Linked DNA regions of Homo sapiens: region 1 is linked to region 2. Evidence: chromatin loops called from intact Hi-C (ENCODE). Cell type or tissue: natural killer cell. All regions are shown on one strand.

Region 1 (8,000 bases), 130 kb after region 2:
AAAACAAAACAAAACAAAAAAACATTTTTGCAAGGAATTTTATAAGCTGATCTGGAGAACAGAAGAAGGACTAAGGAAACCCCTAAAGAAGTCTGGTTGCAAAATGTTCTGAAAAGAAAAAACAAACTTTTAACACAGGAACACCCAATGATACATTTTTTAAGTCTAATTTTGAAAAATGATCAAAACACTTTTTTTCCCCAACATTACAAATTACAAGTGGCCACCAGATGCTGGAGGAGGGAAATATGGCTGTGGTTTGTTTTATCTTCTCTGTTTTTAAGAAACCTCAAAATTAGGGAAGTCACATATACACAAGCAAAGGCAAGGCAGGAAAACTGCCGATGTGGGAGCTAAACTTCACTTGCAGATGGCGGAGGCTTCGAGATTAACGCACCCAGGAATCAGCCACATCCAGCCCTAGAGCGGGGGACCATGAGAGAATGTGTGCAAACCCAAATTGAACTTGTAATTCACTTGATGGATTTAAAAGGCCCGTGGGAAGTTTTCTGTAAGCCGGGAACATTTTGCTGCTAAGAAAGCCCCACCACCCAGGGAACAGGCGGGCAGTGTCCTCGAGCCTTTTGCAGGATAGAGGCAGATGTTTGGAGATATGATGTAACCTGGGTGAGTGAATTCATTCAAAGATGAGTCATGAAAGCAGCCCTCAAATGTCCTTCAGAAATCTCAGTAGCAGAACACAGAGCTTGGACCCAAATGCCCACCTACCACCCTCAAACAGGAAGCTCCCCTCTTTCAAAGAAGCTCTGGCCCTGAGGATGATGGCAGGCTTCAGCTCTTTGGCCACCAGCTTCTATTCCCTCATTTTACCGTAAAGTACCCTGATGCTGCTTGAAAGGTGTTGCTCATCCCCCACCTGAGGCACACAGAGCACAGGATGAAGCCAATTCTTTGTACGTTGAGCCCCTAGATCAAACTCTACCTGAAGCTGTAGGTCTAGCTTCATGGGCTATTATACTTCTTCTCTTATATGAGTCTGACTGGTTTGGGTTTTCAGTCACTGCTATGGTTTGAAGGCATCCCCCACATTTCATGTGTTGGAAACAAATACCCGCTGTGGCAAGATTCAGAGGTGGGGCCTGTAAGAGGTGACTGGCTCATAAGAGGCTCTGCCCTCATGAATGAATTAATGCATTCACGGATTAACGGGCTAATGGATGAATGGGGTATCATGGGAGTGGAACCGGTGGCTTTGTAAGAAGAGGAAGAGAAACCTGAGCTGGCGTGTTAGTGTGCTCAGCCCCCCTGCCACGTGATTCCCTAAACTGCCTCGAGTCTCTTTAGAACCCCCAAGAACGTTCTCACCAGATGTGGCCCCTCCACCTGGGACTTCTCAGCTTCCATAACTGTAAGAAGAAAGTTTCTTTTCTTTATAAATTACCCAGTTTCAGGTATTCTGTTATGAGCAACAGAAGATAGACTAAGACACTCACTCACACATTGAGCCCCACCATGCAAGGATTAAATAAAACCCTGACTTTAGCTAGAACCTTCAAAGTTCGGCCATGTCTACCCCTTCCAAATAACCACCAATTCAGAATGGAACAAGTTCCTCCAATGTCATGGAAGGTTCCCAGCTTCACCCAACTTCACAGTGCGATCTACCATCTGCTTCCTCAACATCTCCATCCACCTTCATCACGGGACAACCTGCAGAGCCTCAGGCCCTGACTCTGCTCCTCACCACAGAGGTTTTCTGAGTAATAATGATGGTAATAACAACATCATCAACAGTCAGGGCTTGCTGAGAGCTCAGGATGGGCCAGTGGGCTTGCTCTAAGCACGTTCATATGGTTATCTCATTTAATACAACACCCTTAGCAGTGGGTATCATTAGTCTCCCCGTGCTATAGATAAGGGAGCGGAGTCACCTGCCCAGAGTCACACAGCTTGTCTGTGGCAGGGCCAGGCTATCAGCCAGCCCCCACGCAGCCACTTGAAATGAGTATTTTTATGTTGATATGAGTAACTATGGCTATCATATCAAAACCATTATTTCATGAACATTATTAAGCTGAGACTATAAAGTTTTTAAAAAGGGAGGAGGTTCAGATTGAGTAAAAATATTATATAGACAATGTTGTGACTGGTATTTGAATATTATACAAATCATAAGACTGATACTGAAATGAGTATATTGCAGGAAATACTGGACGGACAGATGAACAGACGGACGGATGACAAATGGATGGACAGATGGATGGACAGGTGGGTGGGTGGGGAGATGGATGGGTGATGGATAAGGAGGAAAGAAGAAGGGAGAAAAAGAATGAAGTGAAGAAGGGGAGGAAAGAAGGAGAAAAATGGGCCTGGCACGTAGTAGGTGCTCAACCAATATGCTGAATGAACCCATTAGCAAAGAAGTAGTAGAGTGCTGTAGTTAAGAGTGTGGGCTTTGAAGTCAGACTGCTGGTTCATGACTTGGCTCAGCCTTTCCTCGCTGAGGAACCCTGGGCATGTGACAAAACCTCTCTGTGCCCCAGTCTCCTGGACTGTGAAATGGGACAATAGGAACACTTCCATCAAGGCAGCCAGAAGAAATAAGTCAGTTAATGAATGCAGAATGCTCAGGACACAGCCGGATGCATCCTAAGTGCTTGGTAAGTGTCAGCTAACAATATGATGAGTAAGTTGTCAAATCCATTCTAGGGCTGACCCAGTCTAACCACCTCTCTATTTCAGAAGCAACCTCAAGTTCCACGAGCCTCCCCCGAAAGTAGGAACGGAAGAGAGGAAACAGAGGAACAAAAGGCTCCACTCTCCCCAGGCTCCAAGGAAAAAGGAGGGTGGAGGGCTGCAAGGTAATTTAAGAAGTTTAACAGGGAAAAAAAGTCTTCAACATGAGTGCGGAAAAAAAAAAGATAAATTCAATGGTCCAGGCTGCCTCTCGAGACAGCTAAATTCTGTTGTGCTCATTCTGCATGCTTCAGCTTTTCTTAGACTCTGAGGAGTTTTTGCCTAAATTAGAGCCTGCAATATGCTGAAGAGAAGAAAGGGAAGGTGAAGGGAGGCAGAGAAAGGATCAGGGGCCTGTTAGGCACGCCCTAGAGGAAGCCTGGCTGTTCCATCCACTCCAACACTGAATGCCGAGACAGTGAAAGTCAAATCCCAGCACCTTTCCCCACAGCCACAGCCACAAGCTGTGGGTTGCACCCAAGTCCCACAGCCCAGCCCTCAGTGCACTCAACACTTTCCCTGCCATATCCCAACATCCCCAGCAGCAGCCACCCAGATTCTCCAGAACATCTGCTTACCTCTACCCACCCTGTCCCCATCAGCTCCCACCCTCCCCAGTCAACTGAAACATTACTGGCTGCTCAGGTGACTGCTATCACCACCCGGGAACCCCAACACATATTTATTCCCAGGAATATGTGAGAGGGTGAGAGTGTGCGCATGTGCATGAATAATGCATACACTGTACTTATGCAAGGAGATATGCATGCAGAAAACGGCACCCCAGCTAGCTGACTTGGAACTGTGCAGATTCATGCACACACACACACACACACACTAATATCACTCCCTTCGGTAAACACAGACAGACAAAGCACACAGAAATAAATCGTTACCTTCGCGCTGCTGCTGCCAGATGGCAGAGCCTGGCATTGCTGTGTCTGCACGTCTGTGCATTTGTGTGTAATAATAACGGTGGCTGACATGACTGAGCTCCTACCACGTGCTGGACGCTGTCCTAAGTGCTGCATCAAACCCAGAGGAGGTGTTATTATTACCCGTTTCATAGCTGGGGAAACCAAGGCACAGAGGTCAAGTCATTTGCCCCAAGGTCACCCTGCTGGTGAGGGGTAAAGTCAAGGACTACAGAATAAGCACCCAATATGAGCAAGTCTCGTTTTATGACCCTGGGGGGTGACAGGGAGGAATCCCAAGATGACCAGCTGCCATGGGGGTCCTCAACAAGCCCACCGTCCCAGTGATGGGTCAGGTTTCAACACAATTGAAACGGACAAGAGCCAGAACTCCCCAGGAAAGAGGGGTGCCCAAGGTTCAGAAATGTTTGAAATCAAGTTCAGTGTCCAGCAAAGTCCTCACCACCAGCAACAAGTCAACCCGGGGGCAGAGTATGCAAACTGGCAACCCACAGGTTTGGCCCACAGTCATGTTTGGTTTGGCCCATGAAGTGTTTGTTAAAAATGTGATTGAGTTGCCAACTTTTAAAAATCGAGTGATTTCATACCAAAAACTCCACATTTCCTGCCATTGGAAAATGTCTTTAAGAAGTCAAGAGATCTGGCAATACCGGGCTCGAGTTCCCGCACGGGGACTGCTGCCTGGGGCTGAGAGGTGGCTGCTTGCTTGACATGGGACATGTGCTCCAGAAGGCACAGATTGGGGTTGGGGGCCTGCCTGTGGGGGCTCACTTCTGTGCCTCAGTTTCTTCATCTGTAAAACAGCTTCCCCATAGGACTGGTGTCTGGCACCCAGCAAGCACTCAATAAATGTTAAATAGCACTGCTGTCTCCCCAACATCCAAGGCCCAGGGCTTGAGGCATTGTTTTATAAAAATAAGAGCTAAGGCCAGGCGTGGTGGCTCATGCCTGTAATCCCAGCACTTTGGGAGGCCAGGTGGATCACCTGAGGTCAGGAGTTCGAGACCAGCCTGACCAACATGGAGAAACCCGGTCTCTACTAAAAACACAAAATTAGCTGGGCATGGTGGCTCATGCCTGTAATCCTAGCTACTCAGGAGGCTGAGGCAGGAGAATCACTTGAACCCAGAAGGCAGAGGTTGCTGTGAGCCAAGATCGCGCCACTGCACTCCAGCCTGGGCAACAAGAGCAAAACTCCATCTCAAAAAAAAAGGAGCTAACACACATCTAGCACCCGCGCTGTCCCAGGCTCTGTTCTGAGAGCTGTACTTTATGAACTCACTCAATCGTCCCAAGAAACCTATGAGACCATTCCTAGGTAAAAGCCCAAGAGAAATAAAAACTATCTCCATACAAAAACTTGTACACTCATGTGCATAGCAGTATTATTCATAGTAGCCAAACTGTCAAAACCCAAATGTCCATCAGCTAATGAATGGATAAACAAAATGTATATCCATATAATGGAATATGATACAGCCATAAAAAAGGAATGAAATTCTGACACATATTACAATGTGGAAGAAGCCAGATACAAAAAAAAAAAAAATACACACACACACACACACACACACACACACACACACATAGTATGATTCCATTTATATCCATTTATATGAAATGTCCAAATCTGTAGAGATAGAAAGTACATTAGTGGGCCAGGCATGGTGGCTCATGCCTGTAATCCCAGCACTTTGAGAGGCAAGTTGGGTGGATCACTTGAGGTCAGGAGTTCGAGACCAGCCTGGCCAACATTGCGATACCCCATATCTACTAAAAATACAAAAATTAGCCTGACATGGTGGTATGCGCCTGTAGTTCCAGCTACTTGGAAGGCTGAGGGGGGAGAATTGCTTGAACCGGAAGGCAGAGGCTACAGTGAGCTGAGATCGTGCCACTGCACTCCATCCTGGATAACAGAGCAAGAAACTGTCTCAAAATAAATAAATAAATACATACATACATAAATAAGTAGACTAATGGTTCCAGGGATTGGGGAAGTGGAATAATGGGGAGTGACTACCAATGGGTTTGGGTTGTTTTTCAGGTGTGATTAAAACGTTCTGAAATTAGAAGATAGTGACAGTTACACAAGCTTCTGAATATACCAAAAGCCACTGGAGTGGACACTTTGGGGAATTCCTTATGGCATGTGAATTATACTCAATTAAAAAATTAAAAAGAGAAACACCTATGAGATAGGCATTCTTGTTATTCCCATTTTACAGATGAGAAAACCAAGGTACAGAGAGATTAAGGGTAAAGAGATGTTCCTCTATATCCACATCGATGTTGAAAGTAGAGAGACAAAGTTAGGGGGAGAGGGTTACGTGATTTTTCCTGCACTGGCTGCTTTACCGGTCACAGCCATAGGGATCTGGATTTGCAACCCTTGCTCGGGCAAATCATTTACTCTCTCTGAGCCCGAGGCAAAGGCCAGACAGGAATGGCTTTTCTCTTAATCTTGATCCCTCTCGGGTCCCCAAGGACCCTACAAGTCTGGAGCATTACATGGAAGCATTACTTATTCATATGTAAGGGTCAGTTCTGGCCATTAATAAATGATGATTTTAACGACTCACAGTGGTCCACTCCCAGGGAAATGGGAAGAAACCATTCTGGGTTTTCTAGGTCCAAGCCCTTCACATGGCTGGCTCAGATGTCAAAGCAAGTGGCTCAGTAGCCCATCTCCTCCCAAGTGTCTGGCCAGGAGAAGAACCCCTTACTCACCAGGCAGAATATGACCTCACCGGGCTAAAGGATCCCCTCACTCACTAGAAGCCCCCATGGGACAAGAGGACCCCTACCCCACAGAGTGGGAGGACCCCCTTATGAACACCCCCATAATTTGGAGCAGCAGGCTCTCACTGAGCTACTGGGAGCTGCAAACGAGCCCCTCTAAACCAAGGCCCTGTCTCTGAGCACGGAAGGGACCTCAAGGTGCCCTGCACCTCATTCTCAGATGCAGGGACCAGCCTGTGAATGAAGTATCAGAAGCCAGACAGTGAGAGGGAGAAACAGAGGGAGATAGGGGCACAGAGAATGAGACTGAGACAGAAAAACAGAGAGAGGGAAGGCAAGGGGCGGACAGAGAGTCCTGAAGGAAGCTGGAGGCAAAGCTGGGAAGACAGAGCTAACCAGGACAATGAAAACAAGAGCTCTCTCTCCACTCCAGAAGGAAAGAGGCCAGGAGGCAGAGAGGAGGCCCAGCAGGAGCCTTTGCTTGGGGTCCTTCCCACACTGCAGGGCAGCACCAGTACTGCCCAGGAGCCCCCATCAGTGGGTGGTGGGGGTGGCTTCCCAGCCAGGCTGGAGCCTGCCAGGGCAGCCTCTGCAGAGGAGGAGGCCGGCTGGTCAGGCTGGGGGCTGGGCCGGGAAGTGCCAAGCACCCAGCCAGGTTGCCATGGCCACGGAGACAAAGAGAGGGGCTGAGGAGAGGCCCAGGGACAGGGTCCCTAAGAGGGGCCCCGGCTGCCTACAGTCCTCGGGGACTGGGCCTTGGATGTTGGGGAGACAGCAGTGCTATTTAACATTTATTGAGTGCTTGCTGGGTACCAGACAGCAGTCCTATGGGGAAGCTGTTTTACAGATAAAGAAACTGAGGCACAGAAGCGAGCCACTGCAGTATCTCATAGGGGTTTTTGTGACTAGCCTATGAGTTGATTAAGTGAAACTCTTTAGTACAGTTCCCAATGTATTGAAACCCTCACATGTCAACTATTATTGCAAAATGTCACCAAAAGTCAGGTGACATTGTTAATGTAATTCTCTTGCGTCCTTATCCTCAGTCACTAACATGACACCTGATGTGTCATGTATGTATTTGATGACCGGCTTACTGTCTGCCTCTTACCAGAGGGTTAGATCCATAAGGACAGGGGCTCGGGTCTGTTCCATCACCCACTAAACACTCAGCTCAGCCCAGAACTGTACCTGGCAGAGCTGGGATGCTGGTTCTGCCACGTATTTGCTGTGTGACCCAAGACAAATGACTCAACCCCTCTGAGCCTCCATTTCCTTATCTGTGGAATGGGAATACAATGATGATGACCTTGCCCACATACAGAGAGGCTCAAAGAAGGATGCTCCTGCAGCACTGCTTAGTACAGACCAGTGACTTTCAAATGAGGGCAATTTTGCTTGCCCCAACCCCCCACCCCTGAGGACATATGGCACTGTCTGGAGATATTTTTGGTTGTCACAACTGAGGAGGAGGGTGCTTTTGGCTGGTGGGTAGAGCCAGGGACGCTCCTAAACATTCTACAATGCACAGGATAGGATAATCCCCCACAACAAAGCCCCAAATGTCACTAGAGCTGAGGCTGAGAAATCCAGAAGAAAAAGAAAAAGGCAGGAACCACCAAGATG
Region 2 (8,000 bases):
TGCTGACATTTTGGGCCAGATAATTCTGTGTGGTTCTCTGGGGCTGTCCTGTGCACTGCAGCACGTTTAGCAGGATCCCTGGTCTACCCACTAACCGCCAGAAACACCCCCTCCCCAGTTACGACAAACAAAAATGTCTCCGGGCAGGGCCGATGTCCTCTGGAGAGGAGGCTAAGTTGTCCCAAGGTGAGAATCACTGCTTTAGGACAAAATGAAAACCTACTTTAAAATATTATCAAATTCTCAGTAACCTTCTGTCATGGTATGCGTTTTCTTAATGAACACCTAGTAAACACACAACTATGACCACACAAGTGAAAAATTTATGTTTAAACTTTAAAGGGAGGGGCACTTAGATGCAAAAAAAGTTTGGGGGCCCAGTATCATAGACCTACTTGGTTCCATCTCCAAGACATAGTGACGCCTTTAATAGCACACAAGGAATAGGCAATGCAGAAAGCAGAGGTCTTGAACTGGTGGCCTTTCGGCTGGATCCGGCCATAGAAGTATTGCGGCAGAGCCCCCAAATTTGCATTGGTGGCTTCTCTTAGAAAATCAAGTCTGGTGAGAGTGGACCCACATTCCTGTCTGGCAATAAGGAGCTCCAGCTGAGGAGCCACTGCTCCTTCCAGAGTGAACATGTATTTTTTCACCTTGCCATAGTCCTCACCACTACCCACTGTCTTCCACTGGGATGGCTACCCACTTGTAGCCTGCCTGACCCCAACAGGCATTTGTGTTTGCAAGTCTTGGCATCAGGCAAAGAAAATAAGTGCTGATGGTACATTGTCTGGCAGAAGCCTAGAGTTCAGAAGGCTCTGAACTCCTGCCACACAGACAGATCCACCATCTTCTGCACCTTTCCCCTCTCTCCCAAGGCTCCCACTCACCTCTCCCCACAGCATAGACGTACGGTGGGGCAGCTCCACGAATCTGGAAGCACAGTGTGTCCGGCTGGTCGGGGATTTTGATGATCCTGCACCAGGTAGAAGAGGCAGGGAAAAAGGCCATGAGGAAAACCAGCATCACTCTCAATAACCCCGGTGCCAACCCAGAGACTTTCTGCCTTGGAAACACTGGGAAAATTCAGCCCAAAATAGTAGTAGCACCACCAGGCTTTCCAGCTCCCAAATACAGAGAGAAATGTCAATCAGGCAGAGCCCATGCCACCAGGATCTTTGATTAAGCACAACCCACTGGCCTGCCCTTGGAGCTTCTGTCCTCGAACAGAAATTCCAGACCATCCTCCCACACCTCCATCATTCTCCTGTCCTAAGACCCTTGGAGGTGAGACCAGCACTCCAACCAGTCAATAGTTTAACAATCGCAGGTGGGAGGGTGAGAAGTGATCTGCTGGTACATCTCGGTGCTGACCCTAGAAAAACACCCACACAAGTCCCCTAGGAAGGCAGGTCTGGGCCATTCTGTGGGTCGATCCCCAAAGCAGAGAGGCAGCACCTGCCAGGGAGGGCAATGGGTGTCACTGCTCCTGGAGCATCAGTACCCTGCCCACATCCCCGTCTAAGGCAGGTCTCCAACCCTATGCTGCACAATTGTCCCTCCCATTCCCCCCTGCAGATAAAGCCGAGCTGGGAGCCTGCTCTCAAACCAGGTGTTTCCACAGCTTTCAGCAGACACATTCCACCTTGGTGCTTTCTGCCACTTCCACATACCAACCCATCGATCAACCACATTTTCCCTAAGTCAGCTCGCCTTTTTACTGAAATAATCATATTTAAAACTTTCCACCCCTCCTGTCAAGAGAAGATCTGTGTTAAATAAAAGGGAAAAGTGAAAAACCAGATGCATAATTTTTCAAAGACAAAATGCTTTGCTCCCCGGTACCTACCCCTAGCACGGGTCTGCTCCTCCCACCCCTGCTCTCGCACTCTGCTGAGCCACCACCTCCTCAGCTCCCCCGAGAGCCACCTTTGCCCCTGACAATCTGAGCTCCACTTGCAGCCACAGGACTTCGATCAGAAGCTTCCAGTGGCTCCCCATGGGTCCTTGCCAGGGGCCTCCAGGGCTGGACCCCGTTACCCTACAGACCTCACTACCCAGCCCTCCCTCTCACTCACTGCTCCAGCCCCATCAGCTTCCTTCTGCTCTTCCAATGCGCCAGACACGGTCCCACTTCAGGGCCTCTGCCCTAGCTGCTTCCCCTGCCTGGAGCCCTCTTCCTCCAGAAATCCCCTTGACTCCCCCCTCATCTGCTTCGGGTCTTCACCCCGACTCGCAGTGACGTCTCCCTGACAGCCATCCCTCTGCACACTCTGGCCCCTTTCCCGGGTTTATAGAAACTTATCTGTGCCACGCTCACCAGCACAGGCTCAGTGTCTTACTTCTGTATCTGCACATTGTCTGTCTCCTGCCTCCTCCCCCAACTAGATCTGAGATCTATGAATGGCAGGAACCGCATGCATCCCCACGTGGCTGGATTCCCAGGGCCCAAACTGCCACCAAGCACAGAGTGGCACTCTGTAAACATCTGCCGAATTAATGAAGGTCCAGCTTGTGTTGTGTGACTCCAACAATGGGTCCCAGCCACGGGGGACCAGGACAGTTCATGCCACCCCAGCCCTCAGCCACCACTCAGCCTGAGAGGGAGGGCTGCCGGACACCCCGCCCTGGGACACTCACTCTTTGGCCTTCGTGGCCACCAGGAGGCGCAGAGGGCGGCGGGAGCAGAAGGACTGGTTGAGGATGGACTCCACCTCTGAAAACGGCCGCAGGAACACCAGGTCCTCATTGATGGAGTAGATCTTCCTCCCCACCTGCAGGCCAGCCACCTGGGTAGGGACGGCAGAGGACAGACGTGCACACCAGTTACTAAGCTCCTTCCCTCCTCACCAAGGAAGCTCAAATGTGTTCAGCAGAAGGGTGCTGGCCCAAGGGATCCAGCAGGACTGGGTGACTGCGTGCTGTCTGTGGTAAGCAGTTGAGGGGCACAAGGGACCTGGTTCTGCCTCATGAGCCACAAAGGGAAGCTCATGGGAGGGCAGCTGGGAAAGGTATTCCTCCTGAGGGGAAACTCTGCTGGGGCCTGACCCTGTTGTGTGGGGACACGAGGGTCACACCGGGGTGGCCATCTTATGTCTGTTAGGGCCTGGCGAAGAAAGATGAAGACCTGCTGACCCGAACCAAGATTCACAACTGCCTCCTTCCAACCGCTCACATCACTGGCAAGGTCAACCTAGCCGCTCCGGCCATGGGTATGTCGCTCCTTGCAGCCCAAAGCATTCCTAATTGCCACAGGGGCAAGCTGGGCTCCAGCCAGCACGGCAGGTGCATCTCCCCCACCCACCTGCACACGCCCCAGGCAAAGCCGGAAGGCCCCAGGGCTGAATCCTCGGCCAGCCACACCCTCACTCTCCTAACCTATCCTCCTGTAGGCTTTGCATCAGACAGCAATGAGCTTATCTTATTCAAGCCACTGTGACTGGTTGCAGAAAACTGAGACACCTGCTTTTTTCCTGTACCTCCCCACAATGTCCAGCAGAGGGCAGTGGTGGAACACACCAGGAGCACAGCCCCGGGACTCTGCACTCACTCCCAGCTACTGTAGCCACTGCAGACAGTGGGTCCTGGACTCAGTTTCTCCACGTGAGCAATGAGAGAAGAGGAGTCAGCGATCATTCCAGAATCTCCTGGGCTGGGCTGCCTCAAGGAGGGTGAAGAGAGACACCCCGCTCTGCCACCTGCACACGGTCCCTGCCAGCTCCCCCGAGGGCCTCACCTCAGCCAGCGAGCCCCTCTGGACGGACTTCACCACCACAGCCTTGTTCTTCTCCTCGATGTCAAAGCCATAGTCCTCCTCCTGGGGCAGGATCTGGGGGCCCAGGGCAGAAGGAACCCGGTCAGGGAGCGAGGTGGGCCTACGGCCAGCCCCACCGTGGCCCCCACAGGACCATGACCTCGTCCCAGGTCTAGTAGGGAAGTGGCCAGATCCAGGTGGGCGAGACAGAGCAAAACGCAAACAGCACCTGGCAGAGCCAGTGCTCACTCTGTGCCTGCCACTGGCTTAACGAATCACACGGATCCAAAGGTGTCCAGCCACCAAGAATGTGGAGTCAGGGAGTTTAGGGAGGAGCGGTCCCACCCCAGGGCAGGATGGCAGGCATGCTAGAAACAGGTCTGGGGGTTCCCCAGTGCGGGGGATACAGGGAAAGGCACTCATTCAGTCAACAGACATTGATTGAGATGCTGCCCATCACACGGGCCAGGCAGTTCTCATGGGTGCTGGAGACACCATCTAGAACAAGACAAACAAGCCCAGCCCTGCTTAGTGCGGGAGGCCAACTATAAACAAATAAACAAAAGAAATACAGGATGTGATGCAGGGAGTGTACGTAGTTGGAATTAAAGCACTTAATGGGATAGGGCACGGCAAGGGGGCAGAGAAGGTGCTATCGGAGCTGAGGCCTGAACGAAATGAAAAACAAAACTTCATAAAGAGTGGAGGAACATGCTCCAGGCAGCAGACACAGCACGTACAAAGGTCCTGAGGGAGGCCCCAAGGCACTGGAGGATAAGAAAAGAGATCAGGAGGTCAGGCGCAATGGCTCACGCTTGTAATCCCAGCACTTTGGGAGGCCGAGACGGGTTGATCGCTTGATCCCAGGAGTTCAAGACCAGCCTGGGCAACATAGCAAAACCCTGTCTTTATAAAAAATACAAAAATTAGCTGGGTGTGGTGGCGCAGGTCTGTTGTCCTAGCCACTGGGGAGGCAGAGGAGAGGAGAGAGGAGAGAGGGGAGGGGAGAAAGGGGAAGGGAGGGGAGAGAGGGGAATGGAGGGGAGGGGAGGGAAGAAAGAAAGGGGAGGAGAGAAAGAAAAGGAAGGAAGGAAGGAAGGAAGGAAGGACGGGCACGAGAGAGAGAGAGAAAGAAGAAAAGAAAACAAGAAAAGAGAAAAGAAAGAAGAGAGAGGAAGGAAGGAGGAAGGGAGGGAAAGAGGAAAGAGAGAAGGGGAGGGGAGGGGAGTGAGAGGTTTAATTTTATCCTAAGTGTGACGGGAAGCATTGGGGGACTTTACAGTGAGGGGCATGAAATCAGAGGGAACAGCAGTCCCTGCAGTACTATGGGAGAGAAGTTAATGGAGCCGTCTTCATATGAGTCAGGCTTCAGCTCCAACCCTGGCAGTGACCAGAAACCTAACCTCTGAGCCTCTGTCTTGACTGCCTGCTGCAGGCCACGCGTTAAGATGGGGGCTGCTGTGGGGTATGCAGGATGAGTTGCTTCAGGAGGCCAACCTCTCTATACAGTGTACGGGGAGGGGACAGGAGAGGCAAGGGAACAGAAAGGGAGACCTGCAAGCCCAATCTCTTTTGTTAGGAGGGTAGTCTCAGCCAGTGATGCAGCCTGGCTTCTTGGCAGAGTTGCCCCCTACCACCTAGAATCCACCTATTCTGGTACTCCAAGCTGAGCCCCCTTCCCTGTGCATAACCAGAAGGTCGCCCAGCTCCCATGCCTGCAGGGGGCTCTGGCAAGGAAGGGACAGCTGCTCAGCTGTGCTCCTACCAGCAGGCGCTTGGCCAGAATGTTCTCCACCAGCTTGAAGTCGTTGCGAAGCTGTTTGTTCTTGCTGCTGGTCCCCTCCATCTCCTCGTCAGCATGAAAGCGGAAGTACTGGGACTCATCCCTGAACTCGCTCTTCTCCAGCACTGCAGATCCACAGATGTGCACTCAGTGGTCAGATTCACAGGGAAAGTTTCAGCCATGTTTGCCAACTGGCAGGCACAGGCTGGAACTAGGCCATGGACACGTTTGGTTTGGCAAACACTATTCTATTAAAATGGAATCATATGCCAACACTAACATATTAGGATATTTCACAAAGCGATCTGGCTTTCTGACTTCTCTTGAAAAGTCTGAACTTGCCTCACCTGCTATAAAAAGACATTAATATTTTACAAAGCCATAGTAACACACAGTGTGGAAATGCAGTAGAAACAGATCAATAACCAGCAGAAGGGAATAGAAGTCACATAAGAGGACTAAGTGTTTGCAGGAACTTAGTCTATGATGATGATTTATGATCATAGAGTATTCTGCAGATGGTGCATGGAAAACTGACTTGCCCAGGGGGGAAAAAAATTGAATCCCTACCTCACACCATATGCAACAATAAGCTAATGGATTAAAGACCTACGTATGAACAGTAAAACCAAAGCTAACAAAACTAAATATAGGATGACATCTTTGTCCTAGAGAAGAAAAGGAGTCTGTGTATAAGACCCTCTTGTACTAGACTAAAATTAAGGACCTCCATTCGATAACAACTCCATAGGTAGATGGCAGATGTGAAGGTAACTATAGTGTCCAAAACCAACAGGAATAAATATCTAGAATATAAAAACCTCTAACAAATCAACTAGAAAAAGCTCAGAAGCTCACAGATAAATGGGCAAAGGATATGAACAGTCAATTAACATAAGCAAACTCCAATGAGCAGTAATTTGTGAAAAGGCGCTCAGACCTCTCAGAAGGAAATGATGCTGAGACACTTTAGACCAAAAGTTGGCAAACTCAGTCCCCGCAGGCCAAATCTGCTCCACTACCTGACCTTATGAATAAAGTTTTATTGGCACACAGCTACGGCCATTTGTATTTGTACTTGTATTATCTGTGGCTGCTTTTGAGCCACAAGGACAAAGTTGGATACTGTGACAAGCTGTACGGCCCACAAAGCCTAAATTGTTACTAAGTGGCCCTTTACATAAAAAAATATACTGACGCCGGCCAGAGGCGGTGGCTCCGCCTGTAATCCCAGCACTTTGAGAGGTCGAGGCAGGCAGATTACCCAAGGTGGGGAGTCCCAGACCAGCCTGACACAACATGGAGAAACCCTGTCTCCACTAAAAATACAAAATTAGCTGGGCATGGTGGCGCATGCCTGTAATCCCAGCTACTCGCAAGGCTGAGGCAGGAGAACTGCTTGAACCCGGGAGGTGGAGGTTGCAGTGAGCTGAGATCACGCCATTGCACTCCAGCATGGGCAACAAGAGCAAAACTCCATCTCAAAAAAAAAAAAAAAAAAAAAAAAAATATATATATATATATATATATATACACACACATATATATAATATAATATATAGTATGTATATAACATATATAATATATATAATGTGTGTGTGTGTGTGTATATATATATATACACACACACACACACACTGACCCCTTTCTAGGACAAGCCAGGAAAATGAATAAAAATAACCAGTATCAACCAATTGGTGATCTGATCCCTGTAACTTACAACTTAACTGGGCACCTCCCAGTGCCAGGCACACTGGGGAGGCATGCTAAGTTCATCTGCTCCTTGGATAAGGATTTGCTGTGCCCCTTTCATAGACGGGGAGACTAAGACTCAGGCCCCTAGGTCACACAGCCAGCAGCCAGCAGGCAGCAGAAGGGCCCTCATCGAGCCTCCTTCCTCTCCTCCTCCTCTCCCCACACTGTCCAGGCAGGCCTGTTAGATGAGGCAGGGCTGAGTATAAACAGTGGACAAAGGTGGAAATCAAGGCTCGGAGAGGTAAAGGCAGCTGTCGGACGCCAGTGGGTGCCTGAAACAAGGGAAACCAGCTGCCTTAGCCACAAGACATCCCCCTCGTCCCTGAAGACAGAGGCTTTTTCTGGATGTGGTGACTCAGTGGAAAGCAGCCGGGGGCATTTCTTTCTTTCTCCTTAGTTTTATAGGACATTTCACCTGGAACTCTACCTGTTTGTGAGCCCCTTTCTCAGGCCACCCCTGTTACCTTTTTGAGAAAACAGACACACAAATTGCCACTTTCCCCAGAGCTGGGGAGCCAGGCACCAGGGGGCCGCTGGCTTCGACTCCACTATAAACATTAAGTTAGAAGATTCCAGGAGTGGGAGGAAGAATTGCAATGTTGCATATTGGCCAAAATATTTGTGGAAAACAGCGTGGAATCCCTCAAGTCCACGAGCTCAGCCAAGCGAGCTACCAACCTCAATACCTTTCCCTCGAGGCTGCTGGTC

Evidence for each region. Peaks named below come from ENCODE experiments on the same cell type or tissue, not always from the same donor. Only the 100,000 strongest peaks of a DNase experiment are listed, where the experiment ranks them.
Region 1: a loop joins it to region 2, with 2.2 times the contacts of the local background. A loop is called at or near these places in 8 of 110 quality-filtered maps.

What each region holds. Positions count from the first base shown.
Region 1 is chr20:48,787,636-48,795,635 of GRCh38, forward strand. The region is part of intron 1 of PREX1 (phosphatidylinositol-3,4,5-trisphosphate dependent Rac exchange factor 1); the gene reads right to left. Among named protein-coding and RNA genes, the nearest start is that of PREX1, 36 kb to the right of the region's middle. RefSeq lists enhancers at 784-843, 1,424-1,483, 1,584-1,683, 6,209-6,864, 6,865-7,518 and a silencer at 2,563-2,662. In natural killer cell, no CTCF peak of the experiment used is centred here; a DNase peak (open chromatin) is centred at 3,593; H3K27ac peaks cover 1,978 bases.
Region 2 is chr20:48,654,400-48,662,399 of GRCh38, forward strand. It overlaps PREX1 (phosphatidylinositol-3,4,5-trisphosphate dependent Rac exchange factor 1), which reads right to left. Exons shown (of 40, transcript NM_020820.4): 16 at 5,520-5,662; 17 at 3,737-3,829; 18 at 2,641-2,789; 19 at 891-976. Among named protein-coding and RNA genes, the nearest start is that of PREX1, 170 kb to the right of the region's middle. In natural killer cell, CTCF peaks have their summits at 3,497 (motif pointing right) and 3,703; a DNase peak (open chromatin) is centred at 3,522.